Linked DNA regions of Mus musculus: region 2 is linked to region 1. Evidence: chromatin contacts called from ENCODE Hi-C or POLR2A ChIA-PET data. All regions are on one chromosome and are shown on one strand. The core of a region is the stretch at or near the end of the contact, and the rest is flanking DNA. Distances in the headings are between cores, read along the strand shown.

What was found. Hi-C counts contacts between places; a loop is a spot of excess contacts on that map. ChIA-PET counts read pairs that join two places held with the same protein, here RNA polymerase II (POLR2A).
Region 2: a loop to region 1 is called in a map of gastrocnemius, with 3 times the contacts of the local background. The contact joins the enhancer-like site here to the promoter of Plau in region 1. A Hi-C loop is called at or near these places in 5 of 37 maps with a recorded cell type or tissue (Patski, gastrocnemius and heart). POLR2A ChIA-PET finds 5 or more read pairs at or near these places in 2 of 5 experiments (Patski and embryonic stem cell).

The regions. Positions count from the first base shown.
Region 1 is chr14:20,831,898-20,839,743 of GRCm38, forward strand. It overlaps Plau (plasminogen activator, urokinase), which reads left to right and starts at 4,765. Exons shown (of 11, transcript NM_008873.3): 1 at 4,765-4,837; 2 at 5,152-5,238; 3 at 5,713-5,743; 4 at 5,881-5,988; 5 at 6,616-6,790; 6 at 7,199-7,290; 7 at 7,435-7,657. The coding sequence starts at 5,182.
Region 2 is chr14:20,869,090-20,876,935 of GRCm38, forward strand. No RefSeq gene overlaps it. Among named protein-coding and RNA genes, the nearest start is that of Gm30212, 15 kb to the right of the region's middle. Within about 2 kb of position 4,423, at least 1 of the 3 ENCODE cell types and tissues checked has a DNase peak (open chromatin) inside an H3K27ac peak, as active enhancers do; it is gastrocnemius, where a contact is called at or near this core.

The sequences.
Region 1 (7,846 bases), core at 3,515-6,014:
CTTTCACTACTTAATGTATATAGCTAATGAATGAATGAATGAATGAATGAACACTTTTCCCACATAGGCATGACTTCATCCAATCTCCAAAATGGGACCAGGGCTGTTTCATTTTGCAGATGGGAGAACCAAAGTCAAAAGAGTTAAGTGCCTTGTTTAAAGTCATTCTACTACAATACCATACTGAATGTTCTTAGTATAGCAACCCAAGAATATATCCCATGACTCAACACGAAATTCCTTTTGGACCCAGCTAGTCAGAAAATAGCCTTTAAAGGATAGGCATGATAGCACAGGCTTGTAATCCTAGCACTTAGGAAGTGCAGACTACAGTGAGTTTAAGGTCAGCCTGGGCTACATAAGACCCTATCTTAAAAACTCAAAGCAATGGTTAGCTGCTTTGGGCATGGTAGCACATGCCTTTAACTGGATCTCTGAATCCAAGGCCAGCCTGGTCTATGTAAAGAGTTCCAGGACATCAAGGGCTACATAAAGAGACCCCCATTTCAAACAAAACAGCCAGCCAGACAAAAAACTCAGAACAAACAAACAAGAAACTAAACCAAAACAAAAGCTTTCGGGGCTCATTTCCCTGGATAAAGAAGCCAGGCTAGGTTTAGGCACTGCTCAGTGTGCATCTGCACTCCTGTATCCTCTACCCTTTTATAAACAGAGCCGACAAAAGAGCCCCTCCACTAGTCTATGTCAGCACACCTGACTCAGGAGGTCTGCTCTCCTGAGATACAAAAGCCACTTGGAGTCAGGAAAATAATGAAATCATATGCATTTGCTTTCTTATTTATCACTCTCAACAGAAACTTCAGCCAGTTTAGACCACAAGGGAAGTTCCTGGAATTCAGGCAAGCCAGTAACATGCACAGCGTGGGCATCCTAAGAAAAAAGAAGAAGAAAAAAATGTGTTTCTGGAAGGAAGTCTCCAGAATAGATAGAAAGACTTGAGGCAAACACTGGGCTGGAATATTTTATACCACCTGCCTGAGTATCTTAGTTAACGGGCCTCTCTCTTTACAGCATTCTGCTGCTTTATGGAGACTGTGGGACCCAGAGCCCAGGAGAGAGTACCTAGATGCAAGTGCCGCCATGGGCACACATGAACCATGTTTTCCTTGCAGGCTGTGGAATGAGAATATAATTCCAGTCTACATCATAGGGCAGCTCTGAACTGGAAGAGAAATTGAAGATGTATCTGAAAATGTCTTTAAGACGTATCTATAAGATAGAAATAACAGACAAAAAGGATATAAGCCTATACTAGAGAGAGAGAGAGAGAGAGAGAGAGAGAGAGAGAGAGAGAGAGAGAGAGAGAGAACAATCAAACTTACCTGCCTTGGACTTCCCACATAATCACCTTTTACAATCTAAGCTAATGCAGAGCGTGACCTTAAGCTATGTACTCTTCTCATGCCCAAACTCCGATAACACATATCAATCATTTGTTGAAAACAGCAAATAGAAGTTAAGTAACTTCCTAAAAGCTACCATAAAGGTTGAGCGAAACTATTTATGGATATTGATTGATAAGCAATAATATTTGTTATCTGGTATTTGGAGTCAGTTGGAAGCAGAGACTTAATTCCTTGTTGAACTCTGTTAAAGATTTTGCCAAGTATCCATTCCTTCCCCGTGTGGTGCTTTCTGTACTGTTAAATACGTACATAGTAAAGACATACAAACACCATTCACACATAGAGACATATACAACACACATAGACAGAACAGACAGACACCACTCATACACACAGCTCACACAACAGACAGACACACATAGGGATAGACACAGGGACAAACAAGTTCACAAGACCGCCTTCAGACAGGCACAAATGCAGATTCATGCAACAACAGATGGTCATAAGACATAGTGATCATGAAGTAGAGAATTCAAATTTAGACTTGCTCGTGGTTAGAAGACTGCAAAGGGAAGAAGTGCTTTTATATCTTTATGTCTTTTATATTTATATATTTCCTTAATGCAACACCTATTCATTATAGGTAACTTGGAGTTAGTCACTAATGTGTATAACACACACACACACACACACACACACACACAAAGAGAGAGAGAGCTTCAAAGCTCCCTGTTACTTTTCTCTGTTCTGCATTCACTGATTCACTCACAATTAAGCACCTCTGTGGTTAAGACATGTAGCAAATGATGAGGGAGGGGCAGATATCTAAGACCTGTTCTTTGCCTCCAAAGAGTTGAAAGTCTAACACAGACTGCACCAAAAATAGAGATTTCAGAGAGTCTAAAGACTAACCAGGAGAAAGGCAGTTCTGTGATGAGTTGGAGGCACGAGGATTGTTCATCCAGGTGAAGAAGTGGCGGTAGAAGGAGGAAGAGGGCTATCACACTGCATAGCGGTCTCTGGCCAGGAGGAAATGAGGTCATCTTGCTCTCAAAGAATCAGCATGACAGCCTCCAGCCAAGTAATCCGGAGTCATGAGAGCTGTTGGGGGGGCCATGTGAATCACGACAGCCTGCTGGGAATTTCCTAATAACTAAACTAGAGTTTCGGGGTAAATCCTCAGGCTGTAACACCTCTGTTTACATTTTGATCACGTTTGTTTACAATTAGTGGCTTCTTAAACATAAACATAACTGGCCACAGTCTTCTAAAGGAAGTAGCAAGTTGCCTCTGAGATCTATGGAATCTCTGATTCAGTGGTCCTGTGGGTTGCTAGCAGCTCAGCTGCGCAAGGAAAACGTATTCTGAAGAACGATGGTCACCTGCCTACCCAAAGCTGGGTATTCAATGTGTACTTTCCTATCCAGAGGTTGGCATTCTGGGCCACTGGCTGGGGTAAAGTCAAGCAGCCTCCTCCTTCCTACCTCCTGGCATTCTTTTCCAAGGTCCAGGTTGACAGTAAAATGTTGTAGGCTCAGGCTTATGGAAATAAAGCAAAGCTGGGGCACTAATGAATGGTGCGGGCTCAGGCACCTCTTCTGTGGAAGGAGCATCAAAATGACCACTGGTCCTTGGCTCTGAGGCACATGTTGCAGTGACTGACCCTTGGAATCTTTTCTGAGCACTCCCTACTTTGCCTGAGGGGTGTGTGCATGTGTGCATGTGTGCATGTGTGCAAGTGTGTGCATGAGGGAGGGTGCTTTGTCTTCAAGATGTTCAGGGCTCATTTATACATGACCTGTCTTTATATAAGCCTATTTTATTAGATAAATTATTAGATAAATAATTGTTTTCGTCTTAACGTGATGATGTAAAATGCTGAACACAAGTGCATTTACAGTGTGGAATTGGCAACAGAAGAGATGGCTAGGCTCACACCCAAAAATAAAATGTGTAATTATTTTTTTAGAATGGCTGATACGAGGACGTGTTTAAAGTTTTTAAAACAGTGTGAAATAGTATTCAGTGAAAAATAAACATTCCTTTTATCTTTTCCTTCAGACCCACAGCCTCTCTACTACAAGGGAAGAGCAGACACCCCCACTGTTGTTGCATGTTGATAGCCCACACTAACGAGGTTTGAGTATTCCTTGCTTTTTTTTTCTATCCTGTTACAATGTACTGTTCATGTTACTGTTCACATCACTGACTGCTCTTCCAGAGGTCCTGAGTTCAATTCCCAGCAGCCACATGGTGGCTCATGACCACCTACAATGGGATCTGGTACTCTTTTCTGGTGTGTCTGAAGAGAGGACTGTGCACTCGCATACATAAAATAAATAAATCTTTAAAAAAAAGACACCCCCCCTTGATTGCTTATTTGTGTCTGTGTGCAACCACAATACCAGTGAGGTATGCACTCAGTCCTGATCTATGATCCTCTGTATTGGTTGTATTCTTTTCCAGACAAATAAATGGATTGTTCATTATAGGCATTTTTCAAAAGACCCATTGACACTTCCATAGCAGCTGCTGTGCCAAGACTTTGCTCCCACAATCCTAACATAGTAACCATTACTGCTTTTTTAAAAATCATAATTATTTTTGAGGATTTCACTATGTAAATTAGTCTGGGCTTGAACTCGCAGAGATCCACCTGCCTCTTCCTCCCTAGTGTTTAGATAAAAGACGTGCACCATTAAGTCTGGCCCTTGCCATAAATTTTAAAATTGTCTTTCAAAGATTGACCTTAAACCAAACAGCAAATCTGAATAAAATCTGACCTTGCCTTTCACCTTCTGATGACAGTATTACACTCCCTGACGACAAACTTCACTCTTGTCTTCTGATTCACTGCTTGCATTAGTGGCATTTGGAGAACTCAGCATTTGACATGTGGGAGCCTTTGTTAGTAGGTATTTTTTGTTGTAAAGGAACTGCGACTTATACCCCTCTATCAGACATCTGAATCAGTGTCGTAGGCAGGTAGGGGGACAGGTTGGAGAAGAACTGATTAAACCACTAAGGAAGAGGCTTGAGATCAGCGAGCCAATGGCTGGAGCGCCCTCACCACGCTACACTGGGGCCGCACTAGGTGAATGAAAGAAAGGAAGAATGTTCAAGCCGCCGGATCATCGCTCGATCCAGACAGACTGCGTTAAGTTTGCTCAGCTGGAAATTCCGTGACTTCGTCAAAGTTGGGAAGCAAGCGCGGTCCAGTTGCGGTGGGATGCAGGAAAAGGAAAAGGAGAGAGAGAGAGAGAGAGAGAGAGAGAGAGAGAGAGAGAGAGAGAGAGAGAGAGAGAGAGAGAGAGAGAGAGCCGCCCTCCAGCAAACCTGGGCGGGGCCAGGGCTCTGGCGGGCCCTAATAAAGGGCGAGCAGCGCCGAGCAGAGCCTGTAGCCCCAGAGCTCTGTCTGTCATCCATCCAGTCCTTGCGTGTCTGCCAGCGCCCTTCCGCTGCAGTCACCGGTGAGTGCTGTTGGTCTGAAGCAAGCCTAGCGGGATGAGGCAGCCAGGGCTCCCGCATGCCTCCCTTCCCACTACCTTGGCTGGCGGAACTGTGGGCAAGGTCACCACTCCAGCCCTTCGCGCCCCTCTACAGAGAGGTTCCATGGTGTTGTGCGGATTCAGAGCCCGCAGAGGGGAGAGACTGCCCGGCTTGGGGAGGTTGGTCACTGATGGCTTGCCCCGCAGGACACCTGGAGTGGCTTCCCTTGGTCTGTAGTAACTCTGCCACCTTCAAGCTGCTCCGCTTCTTGTCCTGACTTCTCCTTCCTTTGCAGAACTGCTGTCTAGAGCCCAGCGGCACTACCATGAAAGTCTGGCTGGCGAGCCTGTTCCTCTGCGCCTTGGTGGTGAAAAACTCTGAAGTGAGTGGTCTCGCTGCTTTAGCACCATCAGGAAGGGGCTTGCAGGATCCCTTAAGCAGCATCAGGGGAAAAATGGGGGCTGCACGGGGAACTTAGGCATCAAAGGCAGGTCCAGGCTTTCCCAGGAAATAGGACAATGTATCAGCGGAGGGCTTGTGCACCCAAAGAGGTTTGCACTATCTGGCAAGGGAGGAAGAAGCCACGGGGAGTGCCTTAGCCCAAGGGCACCTGGTTTGTGTGAAGTTTGCTTGAGTCAGTCCATGTCTGGGTGCTGGCTAGTAATAAACAGAAAGGGGAGAGACAGACAGGGGTGGGGTGGGAGAAAGAGAGAGAGAGAGAGAGAGAGAGAGAGAGAGAGAGAGAGAGAGAGAGAATATTATGAGTGAATGAATATCACTGGAAGGGATTTTGAGGTGGGGACCTGTTTATCCTGAACATGAATTCCCTAGAGCATGTCACCTTCATCTCTTGCAGGGTGGCAGTGTACTTGGAGCTCCTGATGAATGTGAGTATCTGCTTCCTTGCACAATAGTTGGCTGCACAGAGACCCTTGAAAAACCTTAGGAGACATACCCTCCCTGTCCCTGCTGAAAGGCTGGCTCCCCACTTGATCCTTGCTTACCCCTCCTTTGCATTTGCTAGCAAACTGTGGCTGTCAGAACGGAGGTGTATGCGTGTCCTACAAGTACTTCTCCAGAATTCGCCGATGCAGCTGCCCAAGGAAATTCCAGGGGGAGCACTGTGAGATAGGTATGGGGATTTGGACTTGGAATGTGGGAGTGGGGGAGGACCAGAGATCTTAGAACAGGGACAGATGGGTGGGATGCAGAAGCAGGCAGAAGCTGGCCTTGGAGGTGTGGGTCTGTTACCCCAGCACTTAGGAGGAGACTGAAGCCTGGCCTCCATAGTAAGTCCTTGTCTCAAAAGGCGGGCGAGGCGCAGCTAGAGAGACAGCTTAGTGATTAAGAACACTGGCTGCTCTTCTAGACATCCTATAGTTTGAGTTTCAGCACCCATAGAGGTGGGTTACAGCCATCTGTACCCCCAGTCCCAGAGAATCTGATGCCCTCTTCTGACCTCTTCCAGCCCAAGTGACATACATGGTGTACAGATATACATGGAGGAAAAACACTCATACACATAAAATAAGCAAACAAACAAACAAAACAGGCAGCAGAAGTTGGGAGTCACACACACACACACACACACACACACACACACACACACACACTCATGAAGTAGTGGCTATACAAGTGTGAAAAAAAAGGGTGAATCTCCCTCATATCACCTGACAGGTCTGAAACCGTGTCACCTCTGAAATGCCTGTCCAAACCGCCTCCCTTTTCTAATACTCTGCACTCCTCAAATCATTTCTAGATGCATCAAAAACCTGCTATCATGGAAATGGTGACTCTTACCGAGGAAAGGCCAACACTGATACCAAAGGTCGGCCCTGCCTGGCCTGGAATGCGCCTGCTGTCCTTCAGAAACCCTACAATGCCCACAGACCTGATGCTATTAGCCTAGGCCTGGGGAAACACAATTACTGCAGGTAGGTGGTGACTGAGTACCAAGAATCCTTCCCAAGGGGGATAGGGAGGTGGCTCAGCAGTTAAGAGCACAGACTGCCTTTCCAGAGCACCTAGTTTGATTCCCAGCATCTACAGGGCAGCTCGTGACAGTCTTTAACACCTGTTCTAGAGGATCCGATACCCTCTTCTGGCCTCACTGGGCAGGCATGCACTGTCATGAATATAGGAAAACACTTATACACATTAAAAACAACAACATCCCTTCCCCCATCGTGGCCTCTTAGAAACCTTTGTTATCACCATGGTATACCTGGGATGGGAATCCTGGCACAAGAATCCAGGTCTCTGGCTGAGCCTTTGTTGGAAGGGAGAATACAGAGAAGACATTCGGGCTTGGCATGACATTCCCTATCTCTTTGTGTTACCAGGAACCCTGACAACCAGAAGCGACCCTGGTGCTATGTGCAGATTGGCCTAAGGCAGTTTGTCCAAGAATGCATGGTGCATGACTGCTCTCTTAGTGAGTGTCGCTGACTGCTTATGACAACGGGGTGGGAAGAGACAAACTCTATTGTCACTGCAGGAGGGATGAGAAGTGAGGTGTGCCTCAGAGACTTCTTCATCATTGCTGTCTCCCCCAAACATGTGTCTCTTTCTTTTCTAGGCAAAAAGCCTTCTTCGTCTGTAGACCAACAAGGCTTCCAGTGTGGCCAGAAGGCTCTAAGGCCCCGCTTTAAGATTGTTGGGGGAGAATTCACTGAGGTGGAGAACCAGCCCTGGTTCGCAGCCATCTACCAGAAGAACAAGGGAGGAAGTCCTCCCTCCTTTAAATGTGGTGGGAGTCTCATCAGTCCTTGCTGGGTGGCCAGTGCCGCACACTGCTTCATGTACGTCCATCCCTTTGTCCCTTCTCTCTGACTCTTCCACCCAACCCCAAGACTGTCCTTCCTCCTTCCCTATGGACGGTTACAATGTCATTCTCCTGCTAACCCTCTAACCATGCAGCTTGTGGTCTTGGGTACAAGTAATACTTTGAGGCCTCTGGGGTGGAGTGGAGAGAGTGACCGGACTTTGTG
Region 2 (7,846 bases), core at 3,173-5,672, 37 kb after region 1:
AGAACAAACTCTGGAGAATTCTCCTTCAAAAGACTATCTAGAGAAATCTCCCTCATGTTCAACCATCCAGGCAATCAAGATATCAAGAGACCTATCACCCACATGTACAAAGATACAAAGAATGGAAGAGTCACAGGATCATCCAGGCATCCACCCTGGTTTTAAGCTGCAAGCAGAGAGAAGAGACGGATCAAGAGAGAAGCTGTGTGGGTTGCAACCAAGACCAGAGGGGTGGGTAGGGTTGTCCAAGTCCTGATGAACGCAAAACACCTCACCCAGGCTCTGGAGCTGCGGCATGTAGTGCTTGCCCTGCTTCATCCTTATTTTCACCCCGTCCTTCTTTTCTCTGCTCCCATCCTTCCTTTGTGAGGCAGCGATGCTTACTCTGTGCCACAGTGCCATGGGAGTGGGGTACTTTATGTTTTATGTAAGCTCACAGCTAAGAGTGTGCCCTGAGTCTCAGAGAAGATCTGGGCTGGAACTTTGAGCAATGTTGGAACTGTTGAGACTATGTGGAAATCTTTTTTCTTTTTCTTTTTCTTTTTTCTTTTTCTTTTCTTTCTTTTGTTGTTTTTTTTTTTTTTTTTTTTTTTTTTTTTTTTTTTTTTTTTTCCGAGACAGGGTTTCTCTGTGTAGCCCTGGCTGTCCTGGAACTCACTCTGTAGACCAGGCTGGCCTTGAACTCAGAAATCCGCCTGCCTCTGCCTCCCAAGTGCTGGGATTAAAGGCGTGTGCCACCACTGCCCAGCCCTATGTGGGAATCTTAAAAAGAGACTAAATACATTTTTTTTTGTCAGATAAAGGGTAAATTTTGGGGAGGGGGCAGAAGGGATAATACTATGGTTTAGGGAGACATGTTTACATGTGAAGCTGACAATGAGTGGACTTGTGGTGGTCAGTTTTGATCGTCAATTTTATTGGATTAAAAAACTACTAGGAAATAAGGAAAGTCGTGAAGGTGTTTCCAGAGGATTCACTAAACAGGGAAGACCTGCTCTGCATATGGGTGCCACCATCCTATACATTGGAGACATAAATGGAATAGAAGGGGTGACAAGGAAGCTCTCTGTATGCTGCTTCTGATTATCGTGAAGTGAGTCTTTGTGCCCTACGATGCTCCTGTGATGAGCTGGAAACTCTGAGGCCAAGGAAGCATGCTCTCTCTCAAGTTGTTTTGCTTAGATTCCTGCTCACATACAACAAACCCTACCCAGGGCTTCTGTTATATATTAACAAATAGCACATGGAACAAAGGGATTTGTGCCAGGTACTCCGGGGGATGTTGTGTGAGGTTGATTTCTTGACTATGACAAAACTGCTCAGATTCTTTAAGTGTGCTGTGGACAGGTTAAATGTCCAGAATTCACAACTTAGTACTAAAAGTCCCTGTGGCCAGATATATTTGGAATTTAAGGCTTTTCCAGATCTTAATATGGTAATAATGAGAATGCACTATTTATTCCATAGTGTTCTGCAGAGCGAGGTAAGGCCCCGTGATCAAACACATTCTTCTACAGCAAATACATGGATATTTATCTGAATACACCGGACAGAAGATATCAACTTTATTCTGCATTATAATTATTTTAATTTTTAGGCCTTTCTGGAGCGTGACACTGGATATGATGGTGAACTTGCACTGGGTGTTTTTCCCTAAACATCTAGAAAGACTAATGGGCCTCTTTTGTTTTATTCTCTTGGGGTACCAGGGATAGAATCCAGGGTCTTATGCATGCTAGACAAGTGATCTACCATGGAGTTATGTCTAGCCCAAATTTCACAGACCTTTGAGTATATCTGCATCTACACAGTCAAACACTACCCTTTGCCCTCTCCTGTGTTGATTAGATGAGGTGAATATCCTGGTGGCTGAAGAAGTAGGGAGAAGCTGAGTACCTAAGATTGTTAAATGGAGCCTGTATATCTGGCTGGGGAGTTATGGCAGGCAGGCACTAGGTGAAAAGGAAGGACATAAATAACAATGTTTTGGAAATAAATATGTTATTGTTGTTTTCTTACAAATGTTTTAAAAATGTAGATTTACTTATTTTATAGGTATGGGTGTTTAGCGCCTATATGTATGTGCAATATGTGTGTGCCTAGTGTTCATGGAATTCAGAAGAGGGTATTAGACTGCCTGAAACTAAAGTTAGAGATGGTTTTGAGTTACCACGTGGATGATGGCAAAGAAACCCAGGTCTTCTGCAGTAACAGCAAGTGCTCTTAGCCACTGGCCCATCTCCTGCCCTTTATGGCTGATTTCCTTTTTGTACTCCTTTAGTTTTTCAGATGCCCTTTAAAAACTACAAACTTGGCTGGGCCAGGGTGGCATGTCCTCTAATACCAGCCCTTGGGAGGTAGAGGGAGTTGGATCTCTGAGTTCCAGGTCATCCACAACTATGTAGTTGAGACCGTATTTAAAAAACAAACAACCAAGAAAAATGCCCCTCTCTTTCTATCTTACTGTTGTTTTCTACTCTAAGAAGTTATTGCTCTTCAGAGGAGACAGGACCAGGGCTGATGCTCATCCTAAGGGCAAGACCTTGGGTTCCTGGGAAGATAACTTCCTGTTGTTTTGGCCCAGAACTGAGGTAGGGTGGGTGGAATGCAGGCTTGAGGCCAGTGTCTCCCTGGAGGATTTCCAAGAAGACTTCCTGATTTAACAAAAACAATACAAACACAGGGAAAACTCTGGAGCCTAAGAGGAGATACCTCTGTGAGAGGAGATACCTCTGTGATGGAGGTTTGTACAGAGAGCAGCCCCAGGTCAGGGTGTCCTCTCTCTGTGTGTCCTGATGCTTAAAGAAAAAATATTGTTATTGTTATTATTTATTAGTTATTTATTTTGGGCTTTTCAAGACAGGGTTTTTCTGTGTACCTGTGGCTGTCCTGGAACTCACTCTGTAGAACTCAGAGATCTACCTTCCTCTGCCTCCCAAGTGCTGCTATTAAAGACATGAGGCACCACCGCCTGTTTTTATTGTTATTGTGTGTGTGTGTGTGTGTGTGTGTATGTGTGTGTGTGTGTATTTGGGGATATGTGCACGTCAATGCGGGAGCCTCTGGAGATGGAGTTACAGCAGGAGGTTGTGAGCTGCTGGGACCTGAAGTAGGGTCCTCTGGAAGAATAGCAAGAACTAGTAATTGCTGAGCCATCTCTCCAGCTCTCAATCTGTTCTTTTAAGCAGCTAAGATGATTTTCCAAGTCTGTCATAATGGATGCCTTTAGTCCCAGCTACTCTGGAGACTGGGGTGAGAGAGTCACTGAGGTCTAAGAGTTTGAGACCAACCTGTACAATATAGGAAGAGTCTTAAGAAGCAAAATCCAACCCAAGCCAACAAAACAGAGTTATTTTCTTACGATGACAGGTAATTTCGAATCCTCTTCTTTCCTCTCCCTCATTGCACAGTTGATATACCGTGTCATAGTGGCCTAGGCCATAAGATATGGTAGTGAAGAATGAGAAATTCATTAGTAGGGCCATTTGACAATTGGCCTTTAAATAGAGGATAATTAGACCATATATGTGTGAGGTCGAGCCTGGATCACAGAGCTCCACTAAGCTGTACTCAGAGGGGTCAACAGAAGATACTACACATCCTAACCCTGGCCCCATTATCAGCACTATATTGTGCTACAATTTTATAATATTTTCATACAACTTATATAAGTTGCCCTACTATGTTATAAAACAACATATGTGGAGAGACACTCAAATATACATGTAACTATGTAGGTGTAGTATGTGTTTGTGTTACAACTTTAATTTGCTAAGTCATAACAATTAAAATATACTACAACTTTAATATTTTTGCATTTATTTATTTATGTGGGGGAGAGGTTGTATAGGTACATGCATAGAGGTTACAGGACAATTCGCAAGACTCAGTTCTCTCTACTGTGTGGATCTCTGGAGATCAATCTCAGGCCATCAGGTATGGTGGAAAGACGATCCCCCAGTCATCTTCGCTCACCTAATTTTAGTAATCTTTTTTGGTACTTAACAAATGTATCCTGAGCCTTAAATATTAAGATATATATGTGTGTGTGTATATATATGTGTGTGTATATATATATATGTGTGTGTGTGTATATATATATATATGTGTGTGTGTGTGTGTGTATGTGATGTGTACTATATACTAAATACTACAATACTATATATTATAAATTACACATTGTATAATATATACTTTATTTAAATTATAGTATAAATTATATTAATATAGATTAATGTAATACAATTAGTCTGGCCTTGTTTTCTTCTCTGATAAGGGTAAGGGGAGCTTCAAGGAGGAGACCAGAGTGTCTGGCCTAGCTGGACACTTGGGTCAAGATCACCTAAAGTTTGGTATGTTCTGCCTGCTGCTGGGCCCTGTTTTTCAGTTTCTCCCAACGCTGGCTTCATCTACGTCACGCTGGCGCCCTCTCCTGGGTGAAATATGACAGTGGATAGGAAAGTGCTCACGCTGCTGGCTGGAAAAGGAGAAACTTCGTGGAATGGCTTTTGGGCACTGTGATGGGACCCTGGGTGGAAAGAGACTTGGAGAAGGGACCTATTTAATTCAAAGCTATGTATGCCACGCTTGGGGTTTAGGAAGTTGTTCTGAGATCGGCAATGAGGGTCCAGACTATTGAGAGAAATGCTTTACTGTTAGAAATTCAAGATTCATTTCTTTCCCTTCTGCTTCCTGACTCCTTCTGATGACTGTGAAGTACCTGGCATCCAGGAGCAGAACAGCCATCCTCCTCCGTGCAGTGAGATGGGTTGTGAATTCTCAGGAGGAGGGGAGGAGGAATTCTTGCTGAGGCCACCTGGCCAAGGCTGAGCTCTCTTGCCTTTTAGTAAATAAACAACATTGTTTGGAGGGTGCAGGGGTCTTAGCCGTTTAGTAAAAGTACGTCTTCACTGCGAATGTGGGGGTTATCTCTGTGGGGTACACAATAGGATTTAGGCCTCCCAGTCCTTCTCCTCAACATATTGGTGAGCAAGTGAGTCCCAGTGAGCTTCTGAGATAAAAATAACACAGGGAGCCCGTGGCTTAGTGCAGCTGCTGTGGCGGGTGCTTTGACCGAAGCTGGTATCAAGTTATTGGGGAAAGAGATAGGTCTTTGAAGGCTGATATCACCAAGGCAGAAGTTTTAGTCATTACAAGCAAAACAGTTTGTACTGGCACAGCTTGCTTTGCCCTTCACCCCAACCTCCTCCAACATTACAATTCCTTTCATTATTGAAAATGGAAGCTCTAAACTGCGCAACAAGCAGTTCTTTTTCTAGTCTAGAGCTTGCAGAGTCCTAAACACGGTTTAGTTTTATACAGTCAAAGAGCACTAGTGTGTGAAGCTCTGGGACCTTAAGGTTACCCAGTTTGGGAATAACGTGGATACCAACTTGCTAGTCTTGTTTGCCTACTCTGCCTCCCTTCCTCCCTCCCTCTCTCCTTCCCTCCCTCCCTTCTTTCATTCCTTCTTCCTTAGTGTTGCTCTGAGCCTGTCAGCAATGGTGGCAGAACTAACCTCTAAGGTCCATGAAACAAATTGCAAAGCTCCTGAAAGCATACCTTCCTCTGCCCATGTGCCTAAATTATCCCTAGAGGATTGATGCCACAAGCCCTTGCTTGGTTTTGGATCCAATAGGAGTGTGGCCACTTTATTGATGGATAAGAAAGAGAAAAGGCAGAGCGGCAATAAATAAATAAACAAACGAACAAACAAATAAATAAATAAGCAAACAAAAGTATCTTTAGGAAGCAGTGTATGTCTAAGAATTAGGTCCGCTTTGACTGATGAACAAAGTGGATTTATTTGAAAAATAAATTCGGACTCATTATCAGATAAGTAGTAGAAAATTGTTCCTGAGGCACTAGGGAACAAACTTAAGACCGAATGAATTCTGGGCAAGCATTCTATCAATATAGGGTGAATTGGTTAATACATGCTATAGATCCTGAATACTGGTGTATGTGTGTGTGTGTGTGTGTGTGTGTGTGTGTGTGTGTGTGTGTGTGTGCAGGTGTGTGAAGGTATGTGAAGGTGTGTGCAGAGGCCACAGTCCAACTTCAGTATCACTCCTCAGCATCACCTCTGAGACAGTCTCCCATTGGAGCCTGAGACTTCCTGACTGAGGTAGACTGGCTACCCAGTGAGTTTCCAGGATCTTCCTGTCTCTGTCTACTCAGCATTGGGATTCCAAATGCTCATCACTAGGCCTGGTCTTTTGTCTAACTGGAGAGCAGGTCCTCCTGCTTGTACAACAGGCATGCCAATGACTGAACTATCTCCCAATATGCAGAAGAGGACTTAAATCAAATATATAGCTTAATTCATTATAGGACAAAACCACACATCTTTAAAAAAAATAAATCTTGGGCTGGAGAGATGGCTCAGCGGTTAAGAACACTGACTGCTTTTCCAGAGGTCCTGAGTTCAAATCCCAGCAACCACATGGTGGCTCACAACCATCTGTAATGAGATCTGGCGCCTTCTTCTGGTGTGTCTGAAGACAGCTACAGTGTACTTATATATAGTAAATAAATAAATCTTAAAAAAAAATCTTTGCAGCATCTCCAAAAATCCCATCAGATATCTGTGCCACACCATGAGCACCACTCCTCCCACGAAGTACCCCTCTCTGGATGGTTTTTGTTTTTGTTTTTGTTTTTGTTTGTTTTTTTGAGACAGGGTTTCTCTGTGTTGCTCTGTCTGTCCAGGAACTTGCTTTGTAGACCAGGATGGTCTTGAACTCACATAGATCACCTACCTCTGATTCCTGAGTCCTGGGACTAAGGTGTGTGCCACCACATACACTTACTCTCTGGAGTTTTGTAACAATCACATGACGTGCATTTGGGATAAGATATTTGCAATATCTTATCTTATTATATTTTCTTAGAATTAATATATTATTATATGCAATATATTATAGTATACCTTGCATTATCTTAGGATTAATATCTTGAATGTTCAACGAATTCCTGCACATTGAAGAAAAGGACCAGAAATCTGATTAAAATTGAGCAACAAATATAGTAGTAAATTAAAATTAGAAATCCAAACGGCTGACAACGGGACGAGAGATGGAGCTCAGTTAACAGAGTGCTTGCCTAGTGTTCGGGAAGCCCTGAGTCTGACTCCCACGCCTCTGTAATCCCAGAATGGGGAAGTCGAGGCAAAAGGATTAGAAAGCCAAGATCATCTTCATCTACCAGTAAACCGAGTCCACCCTAGGGTACAAGAGACTCTACCTCAAGCAGAAAAGAAAGGATTAAAAACTTAAGTGATGAGAGTAGCTGACAAACATGGAAAGATGGACTGAAATGGAGATCTCTGGTTTCTTTAATAACTCAGTTGTGGCGCGTGCATGCCCTCTCACAAGACAGCTTCCTGAAGAACATCACATGCCACAACTGAGTTGTTAAAGAAACCAGAAATTTCCACTTCAATGGATGCTCAATCTTAGAGCACTTTAAGCAATGTAAATTAAGTTATGAGGTCTTACACAATAGAAGAATACATGATTACTGTATGTGAGTCCAAGGGCTTAATTCCCAGCACAAAGCAACGACAATAATAATGAAAACAAGTTATTATCACTTTGTACCGATAGGGTCACAGCAAAGTAAGACGTGACAGGTAATCCACCGAGTGTGGCAAGGATGTGAGGGAAAAGGAACCAGGAGTGTCAGTGAAGGCTTGTAAAGCTATTCTGGATGCCATCTGACTATATTTCATGAATTTAAACATACATATGCCTAACGAGCCAGCAATCTCATACACGGCACATGAGCAAGCGTATTCATCAGAGGGGTAGATATGGAAACAGGTTGGTGTTCACCGGAGAAGCAG